Linked DNA regions of Homo sapiens: region 2 is linked to region 1. Evidence: read pairs that join two places in POLR2A ChIA-PET (ENCODE). Cell type or tissue: Panc1. All regions are shown on one strand. Links, peaks and the distances in the headings refer to the core of each region. The heading gives the core; the rest is flanking DNA. Region 1 holds the start of LOC124903633 (a long non-coding RNA gene). Region 2 has its middle 49 kb from the start of ADCY9.

Region 1 (13,906 bases), core at 5,907-13,906:
CTTGAATGAGTTTATTGTATATAAATCATGTCACAATAAAGCAGATCTTCTTTTTTTTCTTTTTTGAGATGGAGTTTTGCTCGTCACCCAGAATGGAGTGCAATGGTGCGATCTCAGCTCACTGCAATCTCCACCTCCTGGGTTCAAGTTGATTCTCCTGCCTCAGCCTCCCGAGTAGCTGGGGTTACACGTGCCCACAACCAAGAATGGCTATTTTTTTTTTTTTGGTATTTTTTAGTAGAGATGAGGTTTCACCATGCTGTCCAGGCTGGTCTCGAACTCCCAGCCTCAGGTGATCCACCTGCCTTGGCCTCCCAAAGTGCTGGGATTACAGGCATGAGCCACCATGCCCAGCCTAAAGCTGATCTTTTTAAAGAGGAAAAACAAACCAACCAGGGGCCTGAGGATGTCTGGTTTGGGTTCTGGGGAAGTGGACCCTGAAAGGGTTTGCAGGCGACGGCTCCTTTGGGAGGGGTCCCCAGAAGCACAGGAGGGCACTGAGGCAGGAGGGGAGGCTGTGCCAGGAAGAGGGCTGCTCGCTGGGGGTGATGGGGCATGAGCCCACAGGGAGTTCTGGGAAACACTGAGCACACGCCACAGACAGCATGGCCCATGGCGGCCTCGGAGGAAGCTGAAAGGGTCCTGGGTACAGTGCAGGTGGGAAGGAGGGGGCAGGAATCCCAGCCTGCCCACCCCAGATGGGAGAAGCCAGCATTCCGGCGCCTCACGCCAGACTCAAAGCCATTCATTTCTGCCCTGGGATGTTGGATAAGGGCAGCAGACGCTCAAGGTCAGGGCTGCCTCCCCATGTCTGTTTGAAGCCCAGCTCCGGGGCACCGTTGCTAGTGGGACTCTGCTAGGCCGGCAGCCATCCTGTTGAGGGTGACAGGACCACCCAAGGGGCTTGTGGTGCCCAGGACGGGGACCACACAGGGCCACCTTCCTGCTCAGGAATACAGAGCCGCTGCGAGCCCCCTCAGGGAGCCAGGCTGGTCCCGAGGGCCCAGCTTTCCCAAGACGCACCTGTGGTCTATTCGGAGCCTCTGTCCCCTTTAAAATGAGCTGTCTTTTTATTATCAGGCTATGTGTGCTCTTTATCCATTCTAGATGTTAGACCTTGTCCGAGGCCTGATCTGCAAGTGTTCCCTCCCGTTCTGTGGGTTCTTTCTCTTTCTTGATGGTGTTCTTTGTAGCGCAACAGCTTAACTTCTGAGGAAGTTGGGCTTGTCTATTCTTTCTTCTGTTGGCGTCACATCCAAGAGACCACTGCCTGAGGCAAGTGCGTGGAGATGCTGTTTGGCTCCGGTACTCTGAAGAGGCGCCTGCTGTCCCAGGCCCACTACCCCCGCTCATGTCTTTTCCTTTCCTTCCTCCAGATTGTTTCCTATCTTCTCACCTTCTCCTTTGCAGTCTCTGAACCTGGAAATCTGGGGACAAGCTGGCAGCGGTTGGGGCTGTGGAGGCACCGCCCCCTCCAGCGAGGTGGTCCCCCCGCATCTGGGCCAACGTCAGGGAGGGAGGATGCTGGGGCACAGGGCTCGGGGAGGACACGGGGACCCATCTCCAGAAATCAGCCAGCAGGGACAGCTGGCTGGGGACCAGTCCAACCGCTCAGCCATAAGCCATGGAGCCAGAAGAGGGAGCTAACGGCTCAGAGCTGGAGACCCAGTCCACGCGGCGCTTACCTGATGGACACCGCGAGGGACAGCACCTCCAGCAGCAGGGCTGCACTGAAGACCGCCAGGGCGGCGGGCGGGGGAGGCACGGTGGCCGCCTCGTACTTCAGGAAGCAGGTGGTGGACAGCGTCAGAAACACTGTGGTCGACAGAAACACATCCAGGAGGGAGCTGAAGGTGGGACTAGCAAACGTCTTCACGGGGGAGTTCTTTATGACCTGTGTGGAGCAGGAGTGGAGCAGAATGACTGGGAGGCCATGGGCGGCCAGGAGCGCAGTTCAGATGGAGAAACAGGCAACACGTGCGGAGCACTGCTGCTCTGGGCCAGGCACAGGGCAGGAAGGCTCTCGGAGGGCTGTCTCCCTCTACTACCCCATTTAACACTGGGGAGTCCAAGGCACAGAGAAGTTAAACTTGCCCAGGGGGCTGGGCACGGTGGCTCACGCCTGTAATCCCGACACTTTGGGAGGCTGACGTAGGAGGGTCGCTGGAGCCCAGGAGTTCCCGGCCAGCGTAACACAGTGAGACTCCATCTCTACAAAAAACTTTAAAATTAGCCAGGCATGGCAGTGCGTGAGTGTGGTCCCAGCTACTCAGGAGGATGACGCAGGAGGATTGTGTGAGCCCAGGAGTTTCAGGCCGCAGTGAGCTATAATCATGCCACTGCACTCCAGCCTGGGCAACATAGCGAGACCCCGTCTACCAAAAAATAAAATAATTAGCTGGGCATAGTGGTTTGTGCCTGTAGTCCCAGGTACTTGGGATCTGAGGTGGGAGGATTGCTTGAGCCCAGGAGTTTGAAGCCGCAGTGAACTATGATCACACCACTGCAGAATTATACCGTTTCCGAAAACAAAAAAACACAAAAAAAACCCTGCCAGGGTCACAGAGCAACTGATTATGACCCAGCACATTCTCATAGACACATTATATATTTAGCTGCAAGATGAGTTACTGACTGGCGCAGGTGAGGTCCCTGCATCTGTAAGGCAGTTGGACGAGAGCAATGTGCAGGGCGGTCCTGCTGCATGGCGGAGTCCTAGGTTCAGCAGGTGCGAAAGCGGGGCTTCGTGGCGGAAGTGGCCGACGGGGATTTAAGTGGCACATCATCGCCTGGGAACCTACGGGGCCTGGCTCTGTGCTGGGGGCCAGTACACTAGAGAGGCACACACTAGTGTTCGGCAATTGAGGGGGAGAAATAACGATGCTGACACGTCCAAGAGGTGACCAGGCCCAGGCCCTGCAAGGCTCTGGGGAGGTGCGATCTCCATTGACGCTCACGGCACCCCACAGGCAGGAACTACCACCCATCTCGGTGTACAGATTGGGAGGCCAAGGCCAGGGGCTACCCCTAGGGCACACAGCGAACAAGGAGCCAGGCCAGGACTTGGCATGGACCGGTTGACTCCTGAGTGTGTCCCTAACCTAGAGGAAGGTGTAGGATCCAAAGGCAGAGGCTGTGGTTGGGAGAGGAAGGGATGTAGCCAGTTCAGCTGCTTTCCATTTGGCCTTGCAACCTTCTGGCAACCCCTGAGAGGCCATGGGTGTCCACTCAGCATCCCGGCCAGGCTCGGGGCTGAGGGCAGGAGCTGGAGACGCACGGAGCGGAAAGGTCTCCTGGCAGCCCTGGGTGCGGTGTGCGTTCTTTGGGACAAACCAGCTCCGGGTGCCTCGACCACTCCCAGGAACTAGGTGGGAGGGCAGGAGGGGCACTTGGACGGTGGGAGCAAGGCTGCCAGTCAGCCCTGATGCCAGGCTGGACCCTGCCAGGGCAACCTGGGGGTTAGGGTTTGGTTCCAAATTCTCTCCAAGGAAGCTGGAGGCTCTGTAGTGCCCAAAAGGGCAAGTCAGGTCCCAGCCCTGGAATCCCCTCAGAAGGTGTGGGAATTTCTTTTTTTTCATTTTTCTTTTCTTTTCCTTTTTTTTTTTTTTTTTTTTGAGATGGGATCTGGCTGTCGCCAGGCTGGAGTGCAGTGGCGCGATCTTGGCTCACTGCAACCTCCGCCTCCCAGGTTCAAGCAATTCTCCTGCCTCAGCCTCTGGAGTAGCTGGGAGGACAGGCACCCGCCACCACGCCCAGCTAATTTTTGTATGATTAGTAGAGATGGGATTTCACCAAGTTGGCTAGGATGGTCTCTATCTCGACCTCGTGATCTGCCTGCCTCGGCCTCCCAAAGTGCTGGGATTACAGGCCTGAGCCACTGTACCCGGCCAGGTGTAGGAATTTCAGGGGCGACACTGCCCATGCCCACTCACCTTGGCAGAGGCCCACGCACGTCCCCTTTCTGTGGGGCTCCATCTAGTGCCCGTCAGGGGTTCGAGTCAGGGCCGGGTGCATGCATGTGATGTCCCTGAGACATCACTGCCTTGCCCACATGTGAGGCCGGAAGGTTTCCACGTGGGCTGCCGTCCTTCTGAGAGCCCACACCTCCCACCTTCCAAGCCAAGGGCTCGGGTACAGGGCCTTTCCTGATTGGGGCTGCCATCTCCTCTGTAGAACTGCCCCATCCATGGACGCTGCCAGAGGCCCCGCTCCTCCCTCCACCTCCCTTGCAGTCTCTCCTGCCTGCCCTGCTACTTGCCAGAGACACCTGTCCCTGCCACAGCCTCCCCCTCTGGGCCACCCCTGGCCCTGATGCCAGAGGCTCCCAGGCCCATCTGCCCCACCCCTGTGCATCCCGGGAGTGCCACCTGTCCCAGTCCCACTGAGAACGACGCTCCCCCACATCATGACACTCTTTCGCCCTCTCTCCCCATGGGCGAAACCCAGGGACAGTGCCACTGGCTGCCAGGGCACCGTGGGCCAGGCTCCGCCCTGCTCACTACCCACATCCCAGGGCCTCCGGGTGCGGCCGTCCCACCATCATCAGAGCACAGGCTCTGCAGCCGGGCTGTCTGGGCTCAAGGCCACTCCACCATGATTAGCTATGATACCCACGCGTCCATGCCTCAGTCTCTTTATCCAAAACCAGGGATAAACCAGTACTTGCACCTTGTGGGCGGTGGGATGCTCGGCTAAGAACGCACCCACGTGGAGCCCCCAGCACAATGAGTCCCCAAACGCGGGCCAGCTGGGAGGCTCCCTTGTCCTGGCATCTCTCCTTTCCTCCCCACCGGGACCCTGTGGCCACCTGCCCTGAGTTTCGGTAACAGCCTCCCACCTGTCATGTGGCCTCCTGTCTTGTCCACACTCTTATCACCCTCCGAAACTCAGCTGATACATGTTTGTTTTTTTTCTTTTTTTGAGACGGAGTTTCACTCTTCTTGCCCAGGCCGGAGTGCAATAGTGCAACGGCATGGTCTCGGCTCACTGCAACCTCCGCCTCCCGGGTTCAGGCGATTTTCCTGTCTCAGCTTCCCAAGTAGCTGGGATTACAGGCGCCCGCCACCATACCTGGCTAAGTTTTGTATTTTTAGTAGAGACGGGGTTTCACTATGTTGGCCAGGCTGGTCTCGAACTCCTGACCTCAGGTGATCTGCCCGCCTCAGCCTCCCAAAGTGCTGGGATTACAGGCATGAGCCACCGCGCCCGGCCATGTTTTTCTTCTTTTTGTTGGAAGAGACAGGGTCTCACTATGTTGCCCAGGCTGGTCTATCTACTGGCCTCAAGTGATCCTCCTGCCTCAGCTTCCTGAGTAATTGGGATTACAGGTGTGAGCTGTGTGATCTTTGTAACACAACCTGTTCCAGATCCTTCAACAGCTCCCCATGGCCTGTGGCATAAAGTCCATGGCATGGGAGCCGTGACCTGGCCCCTGCCACGTCCTGCCACTCCTGCCCCACCCTGCCCCGGATGCGCCTGCAACTCCCTGGACGAACCAGGCTCTTTGGTATCTCTAACGTTTGTGGGTGCTGGCCCCACTCTCCAGAATGTTCCCTCATCCCACATTCCATTAATTCCTAGTCCCCCCACTGAGGCAGGCTCAGGAGTTCCCCCCTTGGAGCCCCCAGCCTGGGCTTGGTGCCTCGCCGTGTGCTGGGAGGGCACTCGCAGACCTCCAGCTCCGGATGTTGTTTCTAATTCCTGCTCCCCATCAGGCCACGTCTTTCCCCCTTCCCCAGCACCAAGAACAGTCCCTGGCAGAGCAGAGGCTGAGCGTACATTTGGTGCCTGGAGGAAGGCATGGCAAAGGTGTCTGCTGTTTGGGAGGCTCAGCAGTGCAGGGCGAGAAGCGGCCCGGACGCCTGGTTTGGCAGCCAGACCACTCGTGTCCGACCCCGGCTATGGGACCACAGCCACCTGTTCAGCCTTGCTCAGCGTCAGCTCTTTGGTAAAAGGAGGATAATCATCAGCTTCCCTACAGCATTGCTATGAGCATTAAATGAGACGATATTTTGCCTTACGGGCCACCAACCAGCCAACTGCCAACTTGCAAGTCCACTCCGGGAGCCATGTCTGGGACATTAACGGATATTCACTGTCCCTTGGAGGCTGACGGAAGGGGGCACCTCCCACCCCACGAGGCATGAACTGGCTCTACTGGGCTCACCAGGGTCTCTCTAGAGCCCAAGCCAGGACACCACGGAGTTTAATGAAGACCTGCTGGAGGAACCAAGGGAATCAGAGTGAGAAATCCCTTTTGTTCCGGGTGGGGAGGGCATCCACTCTTGACTTGGGAACACTCAGAGGTTAGGTTTGGGCCCAGAGGAGAGAATGCAGTCTGGAAGCCGCCAGGATTCAAACCAGGCTCTAGGTTCTTGTATTATTCCTTCCAGCAACCCCCTAAGGAGCACTTGTGAGCGCTGGGACTCTGCTGGAGGCTGTGAGGAGGGGCTGGAGGAGAGAGATGGGTGTTGGGACTGTGCTGGAGGCTGTAAGGAGGGGCTGGAGGAGAGAGACGGGGGTCCTACCTCACAGAGCTGAGCATCTAGGGAGGGAGGAACACGAATCCAGAACCACACACGGAAAGATTCCAAAATGGGGCACACACGGAGAAGGAAGTGTATGAAGGGAAGTACAATCCAGTCTGCAGTCGGGGAGAGCTTCTTGGAGGAAGTGGGATTGGGTGATGGGCTGAGAAGTCAAGTACAAGGGGTTAAGGCGGTGGGGGCGGGAGAGGGAACATGGAGCCGGAGTTAGAGAGAGAGGTGAAGGCCTCCTGGGCCCTTCTCAGGGGAAGAAAGCAGGGAGGGCAACAGAGAAGAGTCTCACCCAAGACTCCAGGACAGGTGGGACGGGGGCTCTTCCAGGGCAGGTCGGTGGGGAGTTCCCTTCCAGGGCAGGTGGGGGGTTCCCTTCCAGGGCAGGTGTGGGGGATTCCCTTCCAGGGCAGGTGTGGGGGGTTCCCTTCCAGGGCAGGTGTCGGGGTTCCTTTCCAGGGCAGGTGGGGAGGGGTTCCTTTCCAGGGCAGGTGGGGGACCCCTTCCATGGCAGGTGGGGGGGGTTCCTTTACCAGGGCAGGTGTGGGGGCCCCTTCCAAGGCAGGTGGGGGGGTTTCCTTCCAGGGCAGGTTGGGGGTTTCCTTTCAGGACAGGTTGTGGTGGGGGGGCCCCTTCCAAGGCTGGGGATAGCCTGGAGATGCCACGGCAGAGGAAAGGGGCTAGTAATGGCGAGGCTGCGCTTTAAGACAAAGGACTAAAGAAAGGGTTTTTTTCCTCCTTTGCAAAGAGACATTTCATGTACAGTTGCCACTTAGGGTTTACAGAGTGTGGGAAATCAATGTTCGCCTTCGTGTTCCCATCCCTTGGTAAAGCACAAAACTAACAGTGAATGACCATGTGAGAACAACAAACACATTCTTTAGTAAAAGCGCAAGGAGAAATGAACGCACCTCTTCCTGATAGCTGGTCCTGTAGGATCGCTCCAGCTCCTGATCCAGGAAGTTCAGGCTGAACTGATTAATGGGCGGCTTAAAAAAGTAATCTTTCATCAGGCTAGAAGACACAACAAATGCAGTCGATCAATACCCAGCACCATAACTGTGCCAATGTTTTCAGATCATAATTAGCTACCAAAACGCTGCTCATTAGGTATATTACAACAGCTGCGTCTAAAAGCGCCTGTGGAACAGACGCCACTCAGCTGCCCCTTGTTAAAACAGATCTGTGGAAAGTCCTTCGCACCTCAAAGCATAATCATATTTTGTGTTTCACCTTCGTTAAAGAATGACCATCCACCATGATTATAGCACACATCATCAGAACCTTGGTTTTTTGGGGTTTTTTTTTTTTGAGGCAAGGTCTCACTCTGTCGCCCAGGCTGGAGTGCAATGGCGCAGCGATCTTGGCTCACTGCAATCTCCGCCTCCCAGGTTCAAGCAATTCTCCTGCCTCAGCCTCCTGAGTAGCTGGGATTACAGGCGCCTGCCACCGCACCCAGCTAATTTTTGTATTTTTTAGCAGACGCGGGGTTTCACCATGTTGGTCAGGCTGGTCTCGAACTCCTGGGCTCAAGAGATCCACCCATCTCGGCCTCCCAAAGTGCTGGGATGACAGCGTGAGCTGCTGAGGCTTGTTTTTGAAAACACATTCCTAATGTCTAGGATTAGGAGAAGATGAAGGCAGCTTTTCTGTTCTTTGAAACAATCTTTTGTGAAGAACACGCAGATCACTGTGCTGAGAGTACTTACATGGATTTGGAGGCTTCAAACGAAAACATAATTCAGAACCGGCGGTCCTGTCATTCAGAGCACTGACAGTAATTGCCACCGTAAAAGCTAACAGGTTGTTATCACAAAATTGTGTTTATAGTTAGCGTAATTTTGGTGCTATTGTCACATATGCAGATTGCATGTGAAACCTGCAGAATGATAAAGCTCAGTGATTTTAATAGCAGGGAAATCAACCCCGCTTTCCATGACTCTTTCATTCATTTATGAATTGCCAGCAAATAGTAATATCCTTTCTATACTGCAGAAAATTACTAGAAACTAAGGGAACGTTAACATGATTTCAGAAAGCAAATATAGCTGTGTTAGCCTCTCTCCCTCATACAGTGACTATCAGAAGTAAATTAGACGAGGCTGGGCGCGGTGGCTCATCCTTGTAATCCCCAGACCTTTGGGAGGCCGAGGCAAGCGGATCACCTGAGGTCAGGAGCTCGGGACCAGCCTGGCCAACATGGTGAACCCCCGTTTCTACAAAAAATACAAAAATTAGCCAGGCCTGGTGGCAGGTGCCTGTAATCCCAGCTACTCGGGTGGCTAAGGCAGGAGAATCACTTGAACCTGGGAGATGGAGGTTGCAATGAGCCAAGATGGCGCCACTGCATTACAGCCTGGGTGACACAGCAAGACTATGTCTCAAAAAAAAAAAAAAAGAGTAAATCAGGTGAAATATGTCAAGTGCCTCATGTGCCCCCCACACAAAGTACGGCTCATCACGTGTGTTCCTTCCTGTCCTTGCAGCACGGCGGACACTCTCCTTTCTGTGACAGGTATCCAGTAACTTCCAACATTCTCAGACTCAGAAGAGAAATAATTCTGTCCCAGGACACTGACCCTCTCTCCTCCCCTGACTCAGGGAGTGTGGACTGAGGGAAGAGCAACCACGCAGCTGCAGAGAGGATGTGCACAAGGCCACATTTTAGCAGTCAAGTGGCAGAAGCGACACTGCTATTAGCTGTGCTGCTCCATTTATTTCTTATTTGTTTTTTGAGATGGAGACTCGCTCTGTTGCCCAGGCTGGAGTTGCAGTGCTGCGATCTCAGCTCATTGCAGCCTCTGCCTCCTGGGTTCAAGCGATTCTCCTACCTCAGCCTCCTGAGTAGCTGGGATGACAGGCACCCGCCACCACGCCCAGCTAATTTTTGTACTTTTAGTAGAGACGGGGTTTCACCTTGTTGGCCAGGCTGGTCTTGAACCCCTGACTTCAGGTGATCTACCTGCCTCGGCCTCCCAAAGTGTTGGGATTATAGGCGTGAGCCACAGCGCCTGGCTGAAAATCACCCTTTGAGGCATTATAGTGAAGACAGAGGCAAGAATCATCAATGAATGTTAAATCTAGGGAATTCTGATGGGGAATGAAATATGTACAAGATCTTCAAGTATTTTCTCACAGATTGCTTATTAGTCATAAGAGGAATATAATAACCCTAGATGAGACAACCCGGCACCACCTTGCCTAATTAATCAAAATTAGTATCACTAATGAGGAACAGACGGGCACTGCGTGTCCCTGGAGAGGACACCCTGAGGAGGACACGGCATCCCTTCTGCAGTCTCTGCCTGGCCAGAGGGAGAGCCTGAATCTAACCAATCCAACTTCAGGAATATTTGATAAAAGGACTGGACCTGTATTTTTCAAAAATGTTACCATTAGGCCAGGCACAGGCTCACACCTGTAATCCCAGCACTTTAGGAGGCCGAGGCGGGCAGATCACCTGAGGCCAAGAGTTCGAGACCCGCCTGGCCAACATGTTAAAAACCCATCTCTACTAAAAACACAAAAATTAGCTGGGCATGGTTGTGTATGCCTGTAGTCCCAGCTACTTGAGAGACCTAGGCAGGAGAATTACTTGAACCTGGGAGGTGGAGGTTGCAGTGAGCCGAGATTGAGCCACTGCACTCCAGCCTGGGCAACACAGCAAGACCTAGTCCTTATAAAAAAAAAAAAAAAAAAAAAAAAAGCCAGGCGTGGTGGCTCACGCCTATAATCCCAGCACTCTGGGAGGGTGGGGTAGGTGGATCACCCGAGGTCAGGAGTATGGAGACCAGCCTGGCCAACATGATGAAACTCCATCTCTACTAAAAATACAAAACCTAGCCAGGCATGGTGGTGGGTGCCAGTAACCCCAGCTACTTGGGAGGCTGAGGCAGGAGCATCGTTTGAACCTGGGAGATAGAGGCTGCAGTGAGCCAAGATCGCGCCACTGCACTGCAGCCTGGATGACAGAGCGAGACTCAGTCTTAAAGAAAAGAAAAGAAAAAGGCAGAGAGGCTTCTGCCTGCAACCTTTGCTTTTTCCCAGACAGCCCCAGTCGTACCTGTCTTCTTTGATAACGTCCACAAAGTGGGCGTCCGTTTTCTCCCGGATGTTCTTGAACCTCAGCGGAAGGAGAGCCGACTGGTCCAGGCTCACCCCTGCCCACCTTCCCTTCTCCTGCAAGATCTCACACAGAGAAGTCTGACTGTTGGTGAGCTTCTCCTCTTGGGGAGGGCTGAGGAGCCCGTTCTGAGTTTTGGGATTAGGTCCTCCAGAAGCCTGCCTCGAGACAAAGAGGACGCAGACACGGGAAGTGAAGTGGCACCGGGCACTGGGCACACACGCCTGTCCCACCCCGACCTCCGCTGCGGGGCGCTGCTGCACTGGGCGTGGGACTTTCTGACCTGCGAGGAACCCCCACCCCCCTGCGCCTACAGACCTGCTCCAATCCCAGCCCTGACTGCCCGTCTGCTCCTTCCTGTTACCCAACAGTGCCCAGTGGTAACGCTGGGTGTTCAGGCTGCCAGGACATTGAGACATGGGAAGAGTCGGTGCGGAGGTGGAGGGGAAGGGAGGAAAGTGAGGAGCCGAGGCCCCCAGAGTCTGCTTAGGCCAGAACCACGGTTCTGGGAGCAGGGTGCATGGGTCGGGGGTCCAGGAGAAGTATGACGAGGGGTCCAGGGCTGTCAGGGCACAGGCAAGGTGGATGGAAACGGGCTCGTGTCGTGGGTGTCCCCCGTGGCTGTGGGAAGGCATGGGATGACCTGCACCTGCAATCCTTTGGCAGATGGAGAGCAGATGGAGGACGAGAGCCCGCGCCCCAGGTGAGTCGCCTGCATGAGCCCCCGCCGACAGGCTCTCGCGGGTGGGCTGAGTCCTGGCCCTGGTGTCCAAGTCTGGTTTTCCTGAAAGCCTTCCTGCCACCGGCCCTAACTCCCAACCTCTCTCTTCACCCAGCCTTTCTCGCCGTGAAGACCCCCTCTTGTCTCTGCCCGTCTATATTCTCTCATAAACTGAGTCCAGCTTCCAGTACCACAAATCCCCTCCCGGCACTCGAATCCACGCATTTTAAACCCTTATTGGCCTTTAAAGGAATCCCGCCCAGCTCAGCCCCTGAGCGCTGGTTTCCACGTGGGTTGCTGCTGACCCTCCCTCGAGCTCCCTGCCGGTCTCTTCAACACCCGGAGGACCCGCGGGTGCGGAGTGCTGTTACCCAAGAGGAGTTACTCTCAGAACTAAGAAGTCGACAAGACAGGAATGTCACCTTGGGTGGATGCGCCAGGAGAGGAACTGACAGGAACAACAGCCATGAGCTTGTTACCTTGGTGCTGTTTTTATGCTCGTCTTGGCAGCCGTTTTGAGGTGCTCCTCCCTCGGCGCCGGCTTCAGATTTGGGAGCAAATGTGATTCCGCACGAAGGGCAGGTCTAGAAGAAAAACACAGACTGTGGGGACACACCCAGAAACCGCGACTGCCACCCTGAATTCAGGCAGGTCCGCTGTTGCCATCTGCCGTCACGCAGCATGGTGGTGAGCAAGGGGAAGGCACACAGAACCGCTCGGGGATGAGCTGAAAGCCAACGGGCAAAGTGACAGTGGAAACACACAGAAACCCGGGCACGAACGCAACAGGACCCAAAAATGGAACCGGGAATGTTCACTGACTGAACAATGGATCAACAAACTGTGGTCTATTCGAACAATGGGATATTACTCAGCCACGAAAAAGACGGAAGCACTGACGCCTGCCACAGCATGGTGAACCTCGAAAACATTATGCTCGGGGAGGGAAGCCAGACACAGCACAGATATTACGTGATCCCGTCTATGTGAAATATTCAGAAAAGGTGAATCCTTGGAGGGAGAAGGCAGATTCCTGGCTGCCAGGCGGGACCGGGGGCAGGAAGGGGGAGTGGCTGCTAAGGGGCGTGGGGTTTGCTACGATTCGAATGTTTGTGCCCCCTCAAAAGTCAGACGCTGAAATCCTAATTCCCAAGGGGATGGCATTGGGGGGCAAAGCCTTGGGAGGTAATTAGGTCATGGGGGACAAGCCTTCAAAATAGGATTAGTGCCCTCATAAAAGAGGCCCCAGAGGAATCCCTCGTCCCTTCGCCCTGGGAGAAGGCACCATCTGTGAAGCAGGAACGGGTCCTCACTGGACACTGAATCTTCCGGGACCTTGATCTCGGACTTCCCAGCCTCCAGAACCCTGAGAAATACATTTCTGTTGTTTAAAAGCCACCTGGTTTGTGGTATTTCAACAGGGTTTCTCTTTGGGATGATAAAAATGTTCTGAAATTGATCACGGTGATGGTTGCACAACCTTGCTAAATATACTAAAAACCACTGAACTGTACACTTTAAAAAGATCGATTTTTAAATATTTTTTGAGATGGAGTTTCACTCTTGTCACCCAGGCTGGAGTACAGTGTCACGATCTTGGCTCACTGCAACGTCCACCTCCTGGGTTCAAGCGATTCTCCTGCCTCAGCCTCCTGAGTAGCTGCGATTACAGGTGCCTGCCACCACGCCCGGCTACTTGTTTTGTGTTTTTAGTAGAAACGGGGTTTCGCCATGTTGGCCAGGCTGGTCTTGAACTCCTGACCTCAGGTGATCCACCCGTCTTGGCCTCCCAAAGTGCTGGGATTACAAGCATGAGCCACTGTGCCTGGCCAAAAAGATCGATTTTATAGTATGTGAATTATATCTCAACAAAGCTGTTATTAAGTAAAGAAACTGGCCACCAACTATGCGAGGACACAAATCCAAGGTTCTTAAGCTCCGTGTGATGGTGAGCTAGTCTCATAAGATGGGCTGAATAATCAAAGGTACACGATTTCCAGATCTAGGCGTACTTAAAAGTTTATAGGAATTAATGGACCTAGAAAAGAGAAGGCAAGATTTAATACAGGTACCCTAAAAAGAGCAAAGCCTTTATTTCTCATAAACTAGGATTCAAACCCTAGTCAAGTACTTACTAGTTTGGAGACTCTGTTCAAATCACTTTACCTCAGTTCCCTCATCTATAAACAAAGAGTGAAGATATGTTGCTAAGAATTAAATGAAATTGGCTGGGTGTGGCGGCTGTAATCCCAGCACTTTGGGAAGCTGGGGTGGGAGGATGGCTTGAGTCCAGGAATTTGAGGCCAGCCTGGGCAACATGGCAAAACCCTGCCTCAACAAAAAGCATAAAAATTAGCCTGGCCTGGTGGCATGTGCCTGTAGTCCCAGCTACTTGTGGGGCTGAGGTGGGAGGGCTGCTTGAGTCTGGGAGGTCAAGGCCGCAGTGAGCTTTGATGGTGCCACTGCACTCCAGCCTGGGGCAAAAGAGAAAGACCCTGTCTTAAAAAAATAATAATTAAATGAAAT
Region 2 (15,341 bases), core at 3,533-11,532, 170 kb after region 1:
GAGTTTGAGACCAGCCTGGCCAACATGGTGAAACCCCATCTCTACTAAAAATACAAAAATTAGCTGGGCATGGTGGCGTGCGCCTGTAATCCCAGCTACTCAGGAGCCTGAGGCAGGAGAATCGCTTAAACCCAGGAGGTGGAGACTGCAGTGAGCCTAGATCGCACCACTGCACTCCAGCCTGGGTGACAAAGTGAGACTTCATCTCAAAGAAAAAAAAAAAGGCAAATAAAGGGGCCAATGCAGGGAGGTTCATGGCAAAGACAGGGAAGGCTCTGGGGACATCTTTCCTACATAACCTGAATCTATGTTCATCGTCATGAAAAGAAGCTCCAGGTGGAAAAAAAAAACACTGGGCTGAGCACCTCTGCCCCTGTTTCTCCTGGGTGACAACTTGCCTGGAATTTCTCTCCCTTTGAATGTCAGTGCCACTACCGGGGACACCTCCGTGTGCATTGCTCCCGTCACACCCTGCGCCAAGAGGCAACAAAACCCTTTCATTGCCACCCTCATGAGTAAAATAAAGAGAAAGAGATTCCCGCCCTGGGAACAGCCTAATTTCTCCAGCTGGTTTCTGGTCTGAGACATTGTCAGATGGTTTGTATTCCAAATGAAATGAACGAGCCAACTGTATTATCATAGTGGCATGCAGAAAATAGCCACATCTTTGAGACAGCATTACCCATGGATACTAACTGGATGATGTTTGGTCACAAGGGTGAGAAAATCTGGAGATGAAAAGAAGATGCCAGCCTGGGCAACATAGTGAGACCCCATCTCCATAAAAATAAACAAAACATTAGTCAGGCGTTGTAGTGCACGCCTGTAGTCCCAGCTACTCAGGAGGCGGAGGTTGGAGGATTACTTGAGCCCAGGAGGTCAATGTTGCAGTGAGCTATGACTGCACCACTGCACTCCAGCCTGGGTGACAGAGCAATAAATACCCTGTCTCAAAAAAAGAAGAAGGAGAAGGAGAAGAAGGAGGAGAAGAAAGAGGAAGGAAGGAAGGAAGGAAGGAGAAAGAAAAAGAAAGAAAAGGAAAGAAAGAGAAAGAAAGAAAGTGAAAGAAAAGAAAGAAAGAAAGAGGAAAGAAAGAAAGAAAGAAAAAGAAAAGGAGAGAAAAAGAAGGTGGAGTTGGGCCAGGCGCAGTGGCTCACATCTGTAATCCCAGCACTCTGGGAGGCCGAGGTGGGTGGATCACTTGAGGTCCGGAGTTCAAGACCAGCCTGGCCAAGGTGGTTAAACCCCACCTCTACTAAAAATACAAAAATTAGCCAGGCGTCATGGCATGGGCCTGTAGTCCCAGCTACTCAGGAGGCTGAGGCAGGAGAATCGCTTGAACCCGGGAGGCAGAGGTAGCACCACTGCACTCCAGCCAGGGCGACAGAGCGAGACAGCATCTCAAAAAAAACAGAAGAAGAAGAAGAAGGAGGAGGAGGAGGAGGAGGAGGAGAAGGAGAAGGAGAAGAAGAAGTTGGAGAGGAGAGGGGATGGAGTATCTCCCCTTTGCACAAGGACTGAGTTACAGGCCAGACTTTCCAAGACTATGTAGAGCTCTCTAGGACTCCTGACTTCAGAGAATAAGATCAGGGCTGTGGCAGAGGAACAGTCTAAGAGGCCGAGGGGACAGAATCGCCCACCTTGTAGCCCAGGGATCGAACCCCTTTAAACCACTGACCTTGTCCCTATGCAGATCTGGGCCAAGGACTGTGTGTAGGCAGAGGAGGCCCGTAGTTCAGACCAAGGGGAAGATTTTGCAAACTTGTTCTTAACTGTCACTACTTATGTGCAAGGATTCTGAAGCTTGACAAGCAGCATTGTTTCCTCCCTGAGCAATCAGAAATCAATAAAAGCAGAACTCTCTGTACTTAGGAGATCTGCGTTGGTGTGGGCCGACACGCAGCAGAACATGGCGGAGCGGGTGGGCAAAGTGATGGAGAGCCCTAGCCACGTTCCAGATGGTGCAGGAAGGGTGTTGCAGCTGAGCACAAACAGGGGAGAAAGCTGCTCCAACAAAAACCGCCGGAGCCACATGTGGGGAAAGTCAGACATTTGCGGTGCACGTGGACGGAGGCCCTCTGGAGAGGGCTGCGGTTGGTATCCGTCATCCCCGCTCCTCATCAGCAGCTGATGCTCTGGCGACAGAGGCTGTTGGCTGGGCTAGATTGGACGCGTGGAGCTTAAATGAAGCTGCCCAGGCAAGGGAGCTAGAAGCTCTGGCTCTGCTGCTAATTGGCCATGAACCTAGGGCCAGTTATTTCTTGTCTCTGGATTCATTTCCTCATTTTGTTTTTTGGGGTGTTTGTTGGTTTTGAGATGGACTCTCACTCTGTTGCCCAGGCTGGAGTTCAGTGGCGTGATCTTGGCTCACTGCAACCTCTGCCTCCTGGCTTCAAGTGATTCTCATGCCTCAGCCTCCCGAGTAGCTGGGACTACGGGCATGTGCCACCACACCCAGCTGATTTTTGTATTTGTAGTACAAATGGGGTTTCACCATGTTGACCAGGATGGTCTTGATCTCTTGACCTCGTGATCTGCCCACCTTGGCTTCCCAAAGTGCTGGGATTACAGGTGTGATCTACTGTGCCCGGCCTAATTTTTGTATTTTTAGTAGAGACAGGGTTTCTCCACGTTGGCCAGGCTGGTCTTGAACTCCTGACCTCAGGTGATCCACTGGCCTCAGCCTCTCAAACTGCTGGGATTACAGGCATGAGCCATGGCACCCAGCCATTTCCTCATTTTGAAAAGGACAGAGAGGAGGTGTGAAGGGGCGATGTTCTCTTCGGTAACACCTGAGGTCTCTGGTGGTATCACTGTTGGAAAGGGGCCTTGACACCCTCCACCCCAAACTCTACTAAAATGTGCTTCTAGCAACTCTAAACTTAAATCATTTGTGATCTTTCCTCTAGCTTTATTAGTCACTGATCTTTCTCACTGGGCCAGGAAATAAGCTTGCAAGGGGGCACTCCTCCAGATTTCCCAAGGAGAGTACCTCTCGGTTGTAAATTCACCAAAAATGTGGAACATCCCCTCCTACTGGGTAAAGTTGGCCAATGAAGTGGCAACCTTTGCTACCATCACTGCTACTGTTTTAGGTCTATTTTCCAAGAAAAAGCATATTAAACCAGTTTTATTGAGACATTACAGAACATAAAATTCACCCATTTAAAGTGTACAATTCAATGGTTTTTAGTATGTTCCTAGAATTGTATAGCCATCACCATCACCATCTAATTCACTACATTTTACTATTTCCAGAAAGAGGCCCTGCCCATTACTAGTCACTCTCATTTTGCCCCAGCCCTAGGCAACCACCAATCTACTTCCTCTCTCTAGAGATGTAAAACATAGCATTTTGCCCCGTTAGGGACATTTCCTACAACTACGTATAGCATCATCATATAGCACTGACTAATCAAGAACTCATGACCCATATATAAATAGCCAACAAAAACATGAAAATGTGCTCAACATCACCGATCATTAGGGAAATGCAAATCGAAAACTACAATGAGATACCATCTTGCATCCATCCGGGTGGCTACTGTCAAAAAAAACAGAAAATAACGAGTGTTGGCCAGGATGTGGAGAAATCGGAACCCTTGTACATTGTTGGTGGAAATGTAAAATAGTGCAGCTGCTGTGAAAAAAAGCATGGTGGTTCCTCGAAAAACTAATAATGGAACTATTTATCAGCGATTCCACTTCCGGGTATATACCCAAAAGAATGGAAAGCAGGGCCTCTAGGAGGTATCTGTATACCCTGTCCCTAGCATTATTCTCAATAGCCAACTGTCCATCAACCCAACTGTCCATCCACAGATGAATGAATAAACAAAATGTGGTCTATACATACAAAAAAAATTCTTTTATTTTTTATTTTTTTGGCCAACATGGTAAAACCCCATCTCTACTAAAAAGTAAAGAATTTTTTTTTTTTTTTTTTTTTTGAGGCAGAGTCTCGCTCTGTCGCCCTGGCTAGAGTGCAGTGGCACGATCTCGGCTCACTGCAACCTCTACCTCCCAGGTTCAAGGAATTCTCCCACCTCGGCCTCCTGAGTAGCTGGATCACAGGCATCTGCCACCACGCCTGGCTAATTTTTATACTTTTAGTAGAGACGGGGTTTCACCATGTTGGCCAAGCTGGTCTCAAACTCCTGAACTCAAGTGATCCGCCCACCTCAGCCTCCTAAACTGCTGGGATTACAGGCGTGAGCCACCACGCCTGGCCAAAAAGTAAAGAAATTCTGTGGCCAGGCGTGGGGGCTCATGCCTGCAATCCCAGCACTTTGGGAGGCCAAGGCAGGCGGATCACTTGAGCTTAGGAGTTCAAGACCAGCATCCTGGGCAACAAAGTGAGACCTTGTCTCTAGAAAAAATACAAAAATTAACTGGGCACGGTGGTGCACACCTGTAGTCCCAGCTACTCAAGAGGCTGAGGTAGGAGGATGGCTTGAGCCTGAGGGACAGAGGTTCCAGTGAGCCAAGATCACACCACTGCACTCCATCCTGGGCGAAAGAGCCAGACCCTGTCTCAAAAAATAACCAAAAAAGAAACAAACAGGCTGGGCACCGTAGCTCACGCCTGTAATCCCAGCACTTTGGGAGGCCGAGGCGGGTGGATTACCCGAGGTCAGGAGTTTGAGACCAGCCTGATCAACATGGTGAAACCCTGTCTCTCCTAAAAATACAAAAATTAGCCGGGCGTGGTGGCGCATGCCGGTAGTCCCAGCTATTCGGGAGGCTGAGGCAGAAGAATCGCTTGAACCCAGGGGGCAGAGGTTGCAGTGAGCCGAGATTGCGCCATTGCACTCCAGCCAGGACACTAAGAGCAAAACTCCGTCTCAAAACAAACAAACAAACAAAAAGCAAGGAAATTCTAGCTGGGTATGGTGGTGCACACCTGTAGTCCCAGCTACTGGGATGGCTGAGGTAGGAGAATAGCTTAAGGCCAGGAGTTCAAGGCCAGCCTGGGCAACACAACACATGCTACAACGTGCATGAACCTTGAGGACATTATCTTAAATGAAATAAGACAATGCTGTATGATTCCATTTGTATGACTCTAGTTACCTAGAAGAGTCAGATTCCTAGAGACTGAAAGTAGGATGGTGATTGCCAAAGAGGAGGATGGGGAGTTATTGTTAATTTTATTTTATTTTTGAGACAGGGTCTCACTTTATCACCCAGGCTGGAGTGAAGTGGTACAATCACATCTCATTGCAGCCTCAGCCTCCTGGGTCCAAGCGATCCTCCCACCTCAGCCTCCCAAGTAGCTCAGACTATAGGCATGTGCCACCACACTTGGCTAATTATAGACTTTTTGTAGAGACGAGGTCTCACTATGTTACCCAAGCTGATCTTGAACTCCTGAGCTCAAGGGATCCTCCTGCCTCAACCTCCCAGCTGTGCAGCACGCGGCTGAGTTATGGTTTAATGGGTAGAGAGTTTCAGTTTTACAAGATGAAAAGAGTTCTGAAGACAGATTGGTGATGGTTACACATCAATGTGAATGTTGTTACTACCATTTAGCTATACACTTTAAAATGCTTGAGTTAGTAAATTTTTTTGTTTTTTTGGTTTTTCTTTTTTGTTTTTGTGAGACAGAGTCTTACTCTGTCACCCAGGCTGGAGTACAGTGGCACAATCTCGGCTCACTGCAACCTCTGCCTCCCAGGTTCAAGCGATTCCTCTGCCTTAGCCTCCTGAGTAGCTGGGCCTACAGGCGTGCACCACCACACCCAGCCGAGTTAGTAAGTTTTATGTCATGTGTACTTTATTATAATTTAAAACAAAAAACCTGGCTGGGTGTGGTGGCTCACACCTGTAATCTCAGCACTTTGGGAGGCTGAGGTGGGTGGATCACCTGAGGTCAGGAGTTCGAGACCAGCCTGGCCAATATGACAAAACCCCGTCTCTACTAAAAATACAAAATTAGCTGGGCATGGTGGTTCATGCCTGTAATCCTAGCTACTCAGGAGGCTGAAGCAGGAGAATTGCCTGAACCCGGGAGGCAGAGGTTGCAGGTAGCCGAGATTGCACCACTGCACTCCAGCCTGGGCAACAGAACGAAACTCTGTTTCAAAAATAAAATAAAATAAAACAAAAAATCTCATGACCCACATCAAAAGGTGTAGGCAAGGGGTGCCTTTCTTATGACACATAAAACGCCCACTTTTTTTCCTTTTAAAAATACAAATATAACTTTTTATTAAACAGCTAAACATAGACAACATTAGCAAAATGCTTTTTAAAGAAATATTATTCACAGAATATGCTTTAAAAAAATTAACATTCAAGCACAATTTGATCTTTTCTCATTAACTCTTCACTAATATCAAACAGGCGTAATCATTTTTGTAAGACTATTTTCTGAATGCTTAAGCGCAAAGAAGAATGCCAAGTACATAAATGTGCATTAATTCATCTACTCTTCCTGACACCAGGAAGTAGATTTTAATATGATACTTATCCCATTTCTCAGAATTAGAACTGAGAGTTAGAGATATTAAAGAACTTGCCCAAAGCCACAAACCCGGTGTCAGAGTTGAGACCCAATCTAGTCTTCTGACTCCAGAATCGATGCTGTCTTATTAAAAGACGACGGTTCTCAAGGAACATGAAAACAGCCATTCTCTCATCAGTTAGGGGCCTGTTTAAACAAATCCACCCCAAAAAGCTTTTTCTTAGCATTCTCTACTAATAGCTTGCAAACTGTCTTCCAAAAATAATTTTTAAGTCTGCATCCTTTACAACAACAACAACAAAAAACCTTCAAACAATTCAGTGTAAGGACCTTTTTTTAGTAGAATGTGGTTTTGGAGCAGAAGCAGACGATGAGTTCTTGGCCAAATCTTACATCTTTTAAGGCCTCTTCTATAAAATCGGACAACTCAGAAGTGATAAGGACCAGAAACACGCCAGGTCCATGTTTTTTACATGGCCCTTCCAGACATAGATCCCGCCTCCGCCACCATCTCTACAGAGTCGTCTAGTTCCTTCTGAGATAGAAAGGTCATCCCAACAGCAATGATTCTGGTTTAGCAGGGGGGATATTTGAAGCAGGTCCCTTTGGAGGAAGTGGGCCCCTCCTACAAGCCAAGCTTTCAACAGCCGGAGTTTGTGTTTTGCGACTCCAAACTGATCACCGTTGACTGTACTAACGTTGGTTCTCCAGGACACATTTGGAAATGAGACAAACAGATCCTCACTGAGTCTTCGCTGGTCTCCTGATCTATTTTTTTTTTTTTTTTTTTTTTGAGATGGTCTTGCTCCATCACCCAGGCTGGAGTGCATTGGCACAATCACTGCTCACTGCAGCCTCTGACTTCCCAGGCTCAAGCAATCCTCCCACCTCAGCCTCTCGAGTAGCTGGAACTACAGGCATGTGCCACCATGCTTAGCTAAATTTTTTGTATTTTTTGTAGAGGTGGGGTCTCACTATGTTGCCCAGGCTGGTCTCAAATTCCTGGGCTCAAATGATCCTCCCACCACGGCCTCCCAAAGTGCTTGGATGAGCCATGAGCCACCACACCCGGCCTTGGCTGTTCTCTTGAATGAAGGGGATTACAAACTGGGGGTCTCAGGCTGGCCCTTTCTTGCCTTCTGGGTGGTCTGGAAGCAGGGACAGCCACTCTGCACAGAGTGCACGTCGCAGCAAGCACACTGAGGGGATGCCTGGCTTCTTGATGGCTTTCCTCTTCCTACTTAAAGTCCCTTCCTGAGACACAGTTGTATTCCCGGCCTTAGATCTCATATGTCCCTGAATCTTTTAAATAAATTATTCTCTTTGGCTTAAACTACTTCCAGATCATTGGGGTACATGTCATAAGAGAATCCTAACTGATACACTATTAAATTCATTTCTTCATGACTTGTATGACCACTGAAGTTAATTTGTCCTATTGTAGTCCAGATTCAAAGAAGAGGAAAGAATCTCCAGACAAGTGTGGCCCACCAGCATGAAGAGGAAAGCTCTCCAAGCCATGAGGACCAAAAATGAGCCCCATCCTCCTATGCTCCTCTAGAAAATGTGCAACAACAAAATATATAAAATATAGTTTGGTTGCCAAAGAGAGGTCAAATGTTGAACTATGACAGTGATGGCATTCAAATGCATTCATCTTTAATGCTGCATCTGTCTACAAAAACGAAAACAAAGCAAGTAAAGCTCCTTGGTTAAAAATAGTGCTTTTTAATTGGCTGGGCCCAGTGGCTCACATTTGTAATCCCAGCACTTTGGGAGGGCAAGGCAAGCGGATCACCTGAGGTCAGGAGTTCGAGACCAGCCTGGCCAACATGGTGAAACCCCGTCTCTACTAAAATATTAAAATTAGCCAGGTGTGGTGGCACACGCCTGTAATCCTCATCTACTCAGGAGGCAGGAGAATCGCTTGAACAACAACAAAAAAAAATAGTGCTTTTTAAAGCAAACAGGTAAGGGCAAGGGAAAGGACATTGACTGGGAGGCAAGGAGTAAACTTAAAGGGAAAACAGCATCCCACAGATGTGCCCTTGAGGTTGACGCCAAGCCAGAAAGGGTGGTTCCCTACAATTCATCTGGACCCCTAGGAAGGGGCAAAAGTTCAGAAATCCTAAGCTTTAATATAAGGGAGAAGGAAGAGTGGAGGGCAGGGAGTCATTTTCTTTTTTTTCTTTTTTTTAAAATTATTATTTTTTTTTGAGACACAGTCTCGCTCTGCTGCCAAGGCTGGAGCGCAGTGGCGTGATATCAGTGCACCACAACCTCTGCCTCCCGGGTTCAAGCAATTCTCCTGCCTCAGCCTCCCAAGTAGCTGGGAATGCAGGCATGCACCACCACACCCAGCTAATTTTTGTATTCTTAGTAGATATGGGGTTTCACCATGTTGGTCAGGCTGGTCTGGAACTCCTGACCTCAACTGATCTACCCGCTTCGGCCTCCCAAAGTGCTGGGATTACAGGCCTGAGCCACCGCGCCTGGCCCATTTTCTTAGATTAAGAAGCAACACCTCCCATGGTCCAAGCCAGCCGCCTCACACTCCGTAAATAAACCATGCTGATTCAAACCCAAATGGCTTTGCTCAGCTCTCACCAAGCCTGGAAGATCTTCCCTTCTCCTGTCTACTTAATCCAGTCCCAGCCATCCCTTAACACCTAGTATAAAAGGTTCCTTCCTCGCTGTCATCTCTCTGATGTCCCTCTCAACCAGATTCCCACAGCACAGAGAATCACAGCTGGAATGGCCCTGATGGAAAGCATCCAACTTGGCCATCCCTCCTGCTGAAGCTCTTGATTATGTGTCTGATGTCGACTGTTGTGTTGAGATGGGCAAGAACAGAACCACAAAGAAGTTCCCTCCTCCTCTGAGTGATCAAGCCCCAGCCATCTGGAGAAACCAAGGTGAAAAAGTGACTGAGAAGCGTGTCAACAGATAAATTACCCAACTTAGCAAGCCACACTCGCAGATCGGGGTCTTGTCTTTACAGAGATCCCATATTTTCCATGAAACCACCTTTATTATCATCACCTGTTGGAAACAGAATGGGTAAAGAGAGATAGGGAAGGAAAAATATGAATGACCAATGATCTAATTTGCAGCAGATAGGCCCAGGAACAGCTGCGGAGGTGCCATGACTGCTCACAGCCCCACCGACATTGCAGTGTGACCGTCTGCGTGAGCTCCTAGGCAGCGTCCAAAAAGTCAACCCGACCTGCACATGGATGCTGCCCGGAACATTTGGCCAAGAGGGGTCTCTGTATTCAGCTCCAGATGCTGACATTGGCTGGTGGTGATTCTGACCCCCTCACCCTCACCCCATTTGGATTTTAACACGTGCAGGGTCTCAGCTGTTCTTAGGCCTCAAAACAGTAACCAGGAGTCAAGGCATAAAGCTGGGTGGCCCTGACGGCTCCTTGCTGATGGAACTGACTTCTCTGAAGACAAAAGACATGGATTAACAAAGCCTGAGGATACAGAATATTTGAAATCCACACAGAAACTTGGTGCCCTTCCTGTCACCACGGAATTAGCCCTGGGATTTACAGTCATGCACTGCATACTGATGTTTTAGTCAATGATGAACTGCGTATGCAACGGTGTTTTTTTTTTCCTGAGACAGGGTCTCACTCTGTCACCCAGGCTGGAGTGGGAATGCAGTGTGGCACACTCTCAGTTCAATGCAGCCTCGACCTCCCAAGGCTCAAGCAATCCTCCCACCTCGATCTCCCGAGTAGCTAAGACTATAGGCATGCATCACCATGCCCAGCTAATTTGTGTATTTTTGTAGAGACAGGGGTCTCACTATGTTGCCCAGGCTGGTCTCAAACTCCTGGACTCAAGCAATCTGCCCATCCCAGCCTCCCAAAGTGCTGGGATTACAGGCATAAGCCACCACGCCCAGCCTGCAACAGTGGCTCTATAAGCTTATAATACAGTATCTTTACCGTACCTTTTCTATGTTTAGATGTGTTCAGATACACAAATACATACCATTACATTACAATTGCCTACAGTACTCAGCACCGTAGCCTGCTGTACAGGTTTGTATTGCTTGCCATATAGCATCGGTGTGTAGTAGGCTGTGCCATCTAGGTTTGTGTAAGAACACTTTGTGATGCTTGTACAATGATTAAATCACCTAAGGATGCATTTCTTAGAACATACGTATTCCCATCATTAAGCGATGCATGACTATATTTCTATTAATGATCCTGCCATCTTCTTCCCCATCCTCTAGACTTGCTGATCATCTTGGATTCCACTTTTTTTTTTTTTTTTTTTTTTGAGACGGAGTCTCACTCTCGCTCAGGCTGGAGTGTAGTAGTGAGATCTCGACTCACTGCAACCGTCACCTCCCGGGTTCAAGCAATTCTCCTGCCTCAGCCTCCCGAGTAGGTGGGACTACAGTTGCACACCACCACGCCTGGCTAATTTTTGTATTTTTAGTAGAGACGGGGTTTCGCCATGTTGACAAGACTGGTCTCAAACTCCTGACCTCAGGTGATCCACCCACCTCAGCCTCCCAAAGTGCTGGGATTACAGGCGTGAGCTACCATGCCCAGCCGAAATTTTCTTTTCAAAAAACAGACTGTTTTCTCCAGGTGGTAACAGAAGAGCAAGTCAGGTACTTAAAATAGGAGGGGGATTTGATGCACTGTTGCTAGATTGGAAATGGAGGGGCCACAAGGAAAGGACCAGAGAGTGGCCTCTAGGAGTGGAGAGCAGCACCCAGCAGACAGCCAGCAGGGAAACGGGGGCCTCAACCTACAGCTGAAAGGATGGAATCGCCCCCACCTCCATGAGCTTGGAAGTGGGTTCTTTCCTGGAACTTCTGGATGAGTGCCTGGCCCCCTCACACCTTGATTTCAGCCTTTCCAGGTCCTGAGCGGGGGGCCTGGTAGAGCCTGCCTGGACTTCTGACCTATGGAACTGTGAGATGATAAATGGATGCTGGTTTATGCTGCCACATTGTGTGGTCATTTGTTACGCAGCAACAGAAAACTAATACAGTCTCCTAACTGGGGCCAGTTACCAAAAGAAGACATTTCGGCGGCAGAGGGGAGTCTCCATGACTAACTTTGTCTTCTTCACACATCTCCTCCCCGTCTAGAAAGCCTTCCTAGCCCCAGTGGGTACCGTCCTCTGTTGCTGGGTATCTCCCACTCCCTTGGCCCTGGGCAAACACTGCCTGTCGGCGGGAATTCCCTGCTCCTCTATGACTTCACCTTCTTCTTCTTCTCCAAAGCATTCAACACAGAGCAAGCACACAATAAATATTTGCTGATTCAGCCATTTTCTTTCAGCTCCTATGACCAGCAGGACCAATGAAGGGGTTCAAAAACTGCCTGGCCACAGGCAGACAGAGAGCCTTTCCCCTCAGACTCTGGCTTCATGGCTTCCCAGGATTCACAAAGCGCCTGGATGGTAACATGCCATTTCCGAAGCTTGGCCTTTTTTTTTTTTCATTTTCTTTTTCTTTTTTTTTTTGAGGCAGAGTCTCACTCTGTCGCCCAGGCTGGAGTACAGTGGCGTGATCTTGGCTCACTGCAACCTCTGCCTCCCGGGTTCAAGGAATTCTCCCGTCTCAGTCTCCCGAGTAGCTGGGACTACAGGTGCATGCCGCCTTGTCCGGCTACTTTTTTGTATTTTAGTAGGGACGGGGTTTCACCTTGTTGCCCAGGCTGCTCGTGAACTCCTGAGCTCAGGCAATCCACCCGCCTCGACCTTCCAAAGTGCTGGGATTACAGGCTTGTCCACCACGCCCGCTCAGCCGCTTGGCCTTTGATTAATACTGGCTAGTCATGCTTTCAAGCTCCATTTCTGTGAATTATGTCCTGGGTTTTTAGGCTGATGTGCAACTGACTTTGTAAAACAAAGGAAGTGAGAATGAGGTCTCACAAATGCATTACTTGTATTTGTTCAACAACAAACTTATCCTGAATATCTGTTGTGTCCATGCACCAAGCTCAACCCTGGAGACAGAGAAAAAAACTAGAGTGACCCTTACTGTAGAGCTTTAATCAAAGTACCCCCTGATCACAGAGGTCACTGCAGTCTGTGGCAGTTTGGAAACGAGGAGACCAAATTTCCTCAAGTCAGACAAATGAGTGACAACAGAATCAGGTCTTCTCCAGGCAGACAGTGGGTGGGGTTCCCTTCTGTGTTCTTCCCTGCCCCCATGACTCTGGGCCTGTCTTCTGTGCCCCACCCTGGACCTCAATAACATGTATATGATGTCACTGTCTAGATGTGCAACAGCCTTGGCAAATTTCATCCAGAGCCCTCAAACACAGATTAAAAAACAAATCTAGGCCAGGCACAGTGGCTCATGCCTGTAATCCCAGCACTTTGGGAGGCCAAGGCAGGTGGATCACTTCAGGCCGAGATTTTGAGACCAGCCTGGGCAACATGGTGAAACTCTGTTTCTACTAAAAATACAAAAATTAGCCAGGTGGGGTGGCAGGTGCCTGTAATCCCAGTTACTCAAGAGGCTGAGGCACAAGAATCTCTTGAACCTGGGAGGTGGAAGTTGCAGTGAGCCAAGATTACGCCACTGCACTACAGCCTGGGCAACAGCACAAGACTCTTTCTTAAAAATAAATAAATTAATTAAAAATAAATCCATAGCATTTGCACAGACCCTTATAATTTACAAGGCAGTGTCATATTAATTCTCAGTTAACCCTCCTAAGTAGCCTAACAAGTTAGGTGGCGTAGAGATTATTATCTCCATTTTACAAATAAGAAAACTGAGGCTCAGAGACTAGAAGCGATTTACCCAAGTCACACAGTGTTCTTCTCTTTTTACCATTTGGATCTAGTCTTGGGACTAGATGGGAATTCAAATGGAGATTGGCCAAGCTCAAGCCGACCTTAGTAGCTGATGATCTGAGAGCTTTCAAAGAACTCACATCTTTCTTATCTCACTTGGTTCTCAGAACAATCTCATAGGATTAACAAAGCAAATATAATGTCACCAGAGATTGGATCAGAATTAGTCCCCAATTCTGATTCCAATGCTCTTTCCATACACTAGGGGAGGCCTTCCCACCACTCATACTCTACTGCTGCTCCTTTAGTCTTAAAGGGTCAAAACCAAAAGAAGATCGACACCCTTCTTTTGTGTGTCCACACAAGTCCTACTTAAAATGACTTTTAATATCACTATGTGCTCCCCTGCCAAAAACTGGCCCTACAAACAGCCCTTCTCCCTTCTGGTTTTAGGATTACTTTACTGTCACCCACCCAAGCGGGAGTGCAGTGGGGCCATCATAGCTCAATGCAGCCTCAACCTCCTGGGTAAAGGGATCCTCCCACCTCAGCCTCCTAAGTAGCTAGAACTACAGGCACGTACCACCACATCCAGGTTTGTTTTGTTTTGTTTTGTTTTTGAGACAAGAGTCTCACTCTGTCGCCCAGGCTGGAGTGCAGTGGTGTGATCTTGGCTTACTGCAATCTCCGCCTCCTGGGTTCCAGCGATTCTCCTGCCTCAGCCTCCTGAGTAGCTGGAATTACAGGCACGTGCCACCACACCCAGCTAATTTGTGTATTTTTAGTAGAGATGGGGTTTCACCATGTTGGTCAGGCTGGTCTCAAACTCCTGACCTCGTGATCCACCTGCCTCAGCTTCCCAAAGTGCTGGGATTACAGGCGTGAGCCACCACGCCTGACCAACACCCTGCTAATTTTTTATTTTTATTTCTTGTATTTTTATTATTTTATTCTTTGTATTGTTTATATTTGTTGCCCAGGCTGGTCTCGAATTTCTGGCCTCAAGGGAACCTCCTGCCTCAGCCTCCCAAATCACTGAGATTACAGGCATGAGCCATGGCGCCAGGCCTAGAACTGATTCTTTAGAACTCAAATACCAGAGAGAATAGAATCTGTTCACTCATTTAGCAACCATTTTCTGAGCAGAATAACACACTAGGCTAGTCATCAGGAGTTTAAGAAATGAATCAGATATAGTCCCTGCTAACAAGAAGCTCACAATCTCGTGGAACTGATGAAAACACTCTTAAACACATGATGAGATAAAATAAATGTCACAATAAAGTTGTAAACAAAGGACTGCAGAGGAACAGAGAAGACAGCAATAATCCTAACTGATGAGAAGAAAGTGTCTTCATGAAAAAAGAGGCATTTGGGCTGGGCCTTGAAGGATGAATGGGGACTCCTGACGAGTAGGAAGATGCAGGCTGAGAAAAGAGCATAAATATTTGGATAACAGGGATGTCTCCCCAGGAAGGCCACACAAAGTGCTGCTTGGCCCTCAACCTCACAGTAACACTAGCTGGGATCCAGCTCAGACCCTCAGGCTAGATCTAGGTGGATCCAACCCCCAACTTGAGGAAACCCAAGACACCTAGAGACAACTAGACACCACTTGCTCCTTTCTCTTTTCTCTTTTGTTGAGACAGAGTCTCACTCTGTTGCCCAGGCTGGAGTGCAGTGGCACAATCTCGGCTCACTACAATCTCCTCCTCCTGGGTTCAAGAGATTCTCCTCCCTCAGCCTCCCGAGTAGCTAAGATTACAGGTATGCACCACCACACCTGGCTAATTTTTGTATTTTTAGTAGGGATGGGGTTTCACCATGTTGGCCAGGCTGGTCTCAAACTCCTGACCTCAAGTGATCTGCCTGCCTTGGCCTCCCAAAGTGCTGGGATTACAGGCATGAACCACTGCGACTGGCCACTTGCTCCCTTTTTTAGGGCTCTGCAGTATCTACAGCCTATACCATCAAATTCTTCTTTTTTTTTTTCTGAAACTGAGTCTCACTCTGTCACCCAGGCTGGAGTGCAATGGTGTGGTCTCGGCTCAATGCAACCTCCGCCTCCCGGGTTCAAGCAATTCTCCCG

Evidence for each region. ChIA-PET counts read pairs that join two places held together with the same protein. Peaks named below come from ENCODE experiments on the same cell type or tissue, not always from the same donor. Only the 100,000 strongest peaks of a DNase experiment are listed, where the experiment ranks them.
Region 2: POLR2A ChIA-PET joins it to region 1 with 21 read pairs; 4 of 35 experiments call an interaction of 5 or more read pairs at or near these places.

The regions. Positions count from the first base shown.
Region 1 is chr16:3,981,547-3,995,452 of GRCh38, forward strand. ADCY9 (adenylate cyclase 9) reads right to left here. Exons shown (of 11, transcript NM_001116.4): 4 at 11,860-11,964; 5 at 10,600-10,817; 6 at 7,448-7,550; 7 at 1,686-1,894. It overlaps LOC124903633 (a long non-coding RNA gene), which reads left to right and starts at 10,584. Exons shown (of 2, transcript XR_007064956.1): 1 at 10,584-11,362; 2 at 11,496-12,778. RefSeq lists enhancers at 379-902, 903-1,425, 5,696-6,195. In Panc1, for the core only: no CTCF peak of the experiment used is centred there; no DNase peak of the experiment used is centred there.
Region 2 is chr16:4,157,854-4,173,194 of GRCh38, forward strand. No RefSeq gene overlaps it. Among named protein-coding and RNA genes, the nearest start is that of ADCY9, 49 kb to the left of the region's middle. In Panc1, for the core only: no CTCF peak of the experiment used is centred there; no DNase peak of the experiment used is centred there.